Regions from separate parts of the Homo sapiens genome. Here region 2 is linked to region 1. The links are chromatin loops, found by intact Hi-C in ENCODE. Cell type or tissue: Caco-2. All regions are shown on one strand.

Region 1 (2,500 bases):
TTATAGTGCACATGGCTGGAAGCACTCGCTAATATCCACTCACTCCTACTTGGTTTAGGGACATCACTTACTTTTCATGTCTATATGACCCTTTTGCTTAACATTGCTCAAAAGTGAGTGTCTCATATTAACAAATTTCCTAATTGTTTAGGTAACTGATGTTTAGTCTTGTATTGGTCAGTGTTCATTCAGGCAAATGGAAGTTGTTCTTTGTATTTCAATACAGGAGATTCAAGGTTTCATCCCTGTCAAATGGGCTAGGGAAAGGGCAGGTCAAGAAGCCCACTACCTACAATCTCAGCCAGCAACACTGAAGTAGGTTGTCCTCAAGACCTTGCCAGACACAGACACTGCTGTGTGCCTCGTATCCACCATCTGGTCAGCATCTGCCTGCAACTGCCACTCAAGAATAATGGGCTGTCCTCCCCTTTAGAATCTCCCCAAGTGCCCTGTTCCAATTTTCATGTCCCCATTCTTTTCCAGGCAACACTTTAACTTTTACGAAAGAGGCCTGACAAGGCTCACTGTGATTTCAGCTTTCATTGTTACCCAGTCACCCATAGGATCCAATTTTAGATTTGGCTCTCAGAAATCTTAGCTCTGCAGCTACAAGAAATAAAACGTTCTTTCAGAACATAGAAGCTTTTTTGGTTCCTTGCTTGAGAATTTATAGATCATCCTTCCGTAAGTTTCAGTCTTAGATATCCAGCCAGCTCCATCGTTGTTGTTGTCAAACTTTCTGCTCAAAGATTCTCTTGAAGAAGTCATATGGTCTTTCAACACTTAGCTTTCTTATAGGCTCATAATTCCAGGAAACTAAAAGTGGAAATTAAAAAATTATTTAGCCTCCGTACATTGTATACCAACAAAGTTTTTTTTTTTTTTTTTTGCTAGCAGTGAGGCCATTACATTCTTTAACTCTATTCAGATCAGAGAACTCATCCCGGATTCTCTTCTTTGAGGTTCTGTTTTCCTGAAATTGCTGCCAGTAGCAAAAATTCTAAGAGCCAGACTTCAGTCATTAAATCAGAAGTCACTCTGTATGGCTGTAACTCATGTGGCTGACCTTATTTACTCAGTTTCCAGCTCCTTCAGAGGTCAAACTGATATTGCATAGCCCAAGGTTTCCACCATAACTAGGACCATTAGCATAAACTATCTGGATGACCCAAGGTCCAAGGTAGACAAAAAAGAGTCTTATCAGGCAGGATATTTCCAGGTTCTTAGAGGTTATCATCCAGGAGTCAGTCAAGGGGCAAACTTTTCTTTGGAACACGCAGGGTTTGTGCAACTCAGGTCTACTGAGTTAATCCTTTATTGCATACACAGATTCACTGAAATTTGTATCTTAAGGAACCTCAGAGATTATCTGGTTAAACCTCTTTTTTTGTAGGTAATAAAAACAGATGGATGTGGATTTAAATTCCAATGTTACTACTTATAAACTGTGAGGCATTGGAGAAATTACTTAACCTCTCTGAGCCCAATTTTTTGCACAGATTCTTAGTTAACAGAGTTATAGTCAAGATGAAGTGAGAACTTATCCAAACGCTCACGCTAAATCAGTGGTTAAAATATAGTAGGCCTAAAAACAATAATTTTTTTCTTATTCAATAAGCTTATCAAGAATATATTATTATACTGATGCAGGTAGGAGAAAAAGTTGCTGCTCTATTAAAAATAAGCATTTTGATAACTAGCACTGTAGAAACATTTATATAAGAAGAGATGTCGCTTTGTTTTGGAAAATGCCTTGAAGGCCCCTTTTGAGAGTCAAGAGTGAGGCTCTCTAGGACTTAGTATGCAAAGAAAGAAACGAACTGCTTTGCAAAATGCCTTGAAGGCCCCTGTGAGAGTCAAGAGTGAGGCTCTCTAGGACTTAGTCTGCAAAGAAAGAAATGAACTGCTTTGCAAAATAATTGGATGAAAAGACAGCAAGGCAGGAGAGAAAAAGTAGTGAAAGACTGGAGCGAAGGGTAAAAACGAGGAGTTGAAAATATTTTTTGCAGAAGTTGGTCAGTGCCAGGTTGTTAAAAGCCTTCAAATCTACATAAATTAGTTTCCCAAAGTCTCAGAGCTGGTTAATGAAAGAGCTGAGATGAAAAGGTCTTTTTAGAAAACCACATTGCCTCTTTAAGAACCAAAGTTGTTTTTTTTTTTTTAAACCACTTTCAATATTTAATGATACTTTGGGGTATTAAACAGAGTATACAACCCTTTTGCTAATATCTGAGATTCTCAGAAGCTGCCCACCAAATATCTGGGTTAATACTGTATTTCACATAGTTAATTAAATATTTACTCACCAAAAAGGAAATAGTTTTCAGCTAAGTTTCAGAGAAGGCTTATGGGAAAATAGTCAGGAACCACCGTTTCATTACAAACATTTCAAGAGAAAACAAAAGAGTGCCTCATGCCTGAATACTTTTGGTGACTTATAATAAAAAAATAAAGTTTCCTGAGCTTATTGTTATTACTTTGCATTGATAAATGCCCATGG
Region 2 (2,500 bases), 500 kb before region 1:
CCTCAACATTTTTTAAGGGAATTAACATTTACTCAGTGCCAACTATGTACAAGATACTATGCTAGAATGTTATATTATTTCTCACAACATTTCTGTGAGGATAGGTAAGACCATATTACAGGAAAGAAAATTGATTTAGAAAGGTTGAAAAAATTGCTCACAATCTTAGGGCTAGAGGCCAAATTCATGCTTAAAAAGAACTACATGCTTCTTTTCATTATATCATGCTGCCTTAATTGGGAACTGATATATAAATTACTGTTTGTTATTAATTCTCTTTTTGTAAACCTGAGCTCAAGTCTTAAACTGTGGCATCAGCCAGGTGCAGTGATTCATGCCCATAATCCTAGTGTTCTGGGATCGCTAGGTGGGATCCCAAGGTGGGAGGATCGCTTGAGGCCAGTAGTTTGAGACCAGCCTGGGCAGCACAGTGAGACTGCCTCTGTCTCTACAAAAGATTTTAAAATTAGCTGGGCATGGTGACACATGCCTGTAGTCCTAGATACTCGGGTGGCTGAAGTGGGATGGCTTGAGCCCAGGAGGCCGAGGTGACGGAGTTATGATTGTACCACTGCATTTTAGAGTGCACTCTGGGCAACAGAGCAAGACTCTTGTCTCATATATATGTATATATGATTTAAAAACTACATTTTGGGAGGCCGAGACGGGCAGATCACTTAAGGTCAGGAGTTCAAGACCAGCCTGGCCAACACGGTGAAACCCTGTCTCCACTAAAAATAATTAGCCAGGTGTGATGGCATTTGTCTGTTATCCCAGCTACACAGGAGGCTGAGGCAGGAAAATTGCTTGATTCGGGAAGCGGAGGTTGCAGTGAGCCAGGATCACACTACTGCACTCCAGCCTGGGCGACAGAGCGAGACTGTCTCAAAAACAAAAAAGAAAAAAGAAACTGTAAATTTGTGCCATGCAGATCCTTAATCCTCAGAATTTACTAGAGCCTTAACTAGCTTCTCCTATTTTGTGCTGAGCATTTTAAAGAGCATTTATGTGTACAGTTTGACCACTAGATGTCTCTCATACTGCTCACTTCACATACTAGTTCTTTTTTCTAGCCCAAACAGTTTTTAAAACTGGCCTGGTAAAGTGTGGGTTTAGCAAACATGAGAATCTCGGGGAAAATTTTAAACCCCGCTTATCTTAATGTAGCCAACTTTTTATTATTAAGAGTATGTGAAAATATTTAACTTTTAATAAAATACACATTAAGAACAATATTCACAATTAGGTATAAATGTCCAAAGTTAAATAAGGGCTATTGAGTTACCAAGTATACTTTTACTGGCAGTTTTCTGATAATATATCTTGCTATGTATAGTATTAAATTTACCAAGACAAGAAAGGTGCATGGACATTCTTTCAGTGACTTTGCCATATGACACATGTCTTCTCAGCACTAACTTGGAGTTTTCCAACACCTGGGAAGCTTCACGTGAGAGTCCTTCACCACCACAACAATGCTCCTGCTCATTCCTCTCATCAGACAAGGGCAATTTTGTAAGAGTTTCAGTGGGAAATCATTAGGCATCCACTTTACAGTTGTAATTTGGCTCTTTTTGTTTTCTTTTTGTTTCGGATCTTAAAATACCATTGAAGGACAGCCTTTTTCTTCAGTCAATAATGTAAAAAAGACAGCATTGACATGGTTAAATTCCCAGGACCTCAGTTTTTTACAGATAAACTAAATGGCTGGTATCATCGCTTACAAAAGTGTCTTGAACTTGATTGAGCTTATGTTGAAAAATAAAGTTTGTAGTTTTCATTAAAAAAAAAAAACTTAGAGTTTTCCTTAAACATATACATACAAAACTTTTATTTGCTAAACAAGGCCAACCTGTAAACACAGAGGTTCCAGTGATGATTGGCCTTTTGCTTTTAAGTATGATCTGATAGTCAGAGCTCACAGACATTTGAGGAAATTCTCTAACACCAAAGAGAAAGACCAAAACAAATGAAGAGAGAGTAAAAGAAATTGGAAGGAAACAGATAAAATGCAGAGTCACTGAAAACATAAAACCAGTTAGGATGATCAAAGAGATAAAAGAACAATTTAAAAAATGCTACATAAAAGGAGCAGTAGAAAAAGAAAGAAGGCTGGGCACGGTGGCTCAGGCCTGTATTCCCAGCATTTGGGAGGCCGAGGCAGGAGGATCACTTGAGCCCAGGAGTTTGAGACAAGCCTGGGCAACATGGCAAAACCCCATCTCTACAAAAAATACAAATGTTAGCTGGGTGAGGTAGTTTATGACTGTAGTCCCAGTTACTTGGGAGGCTGAGGTGGGAGGATCACCTGAGCCCAGGAGAACAAGGCTGCAATGAGCTGTGATCACACCACTGCACTCCAGCCTAGGTGACAGACTAGAGACTCTGTCTCAAAAACAAAAAAAACAAGACGAGAAAGAACTCATAGAAACTAAAGATGTAGAGTTCAGTGAAAGGTAGAAAGGAGAAGTAAAATGAATCCAGGGAGCCTAACATCTGA

Evidence for each region. Peaks named below come from ENCODE experiments on the same cell type or tissue, not always from the same donor. Only the 100,000 strongest peaks of a DNase experiment are listed, where the experiment ranks them.
Region 2: it touches region 1 in a loop (5-fold over the local background); 1 of 110 quality-filtered maps calls a loop at or near these places.

Annotation. Positions count from the first base shown.
Region 1 is chr12:63,083,497-63,085,996 of GRCh38, forward strand. No RefSeq gene overlaps it. Among named protein-coding and RNA genes, the nearest start is that of AVPR1A, 66 kb to the right of the region's middle. In Caco-2, no CTCF peak of the experiment used is centred here; a DNase peak (open chromatin) is centred at 1,255.
Region 2 is chr12:62,580,941-62,583,440 of GRCh38, forward strand. All of the region lies in intron 32 of MON2 (MON2 regulator of endosome-to-Golgi trafficking), which reads left to right. Among named protein-coding and RNA genes, the nearest start is that of MIRLET7IHG, 21 kb to the right of the region's middle. In Caco-2, a CTCF peak has its summit at 1,015 (motif pointing right); no DNase peak of the experiment used is centred here.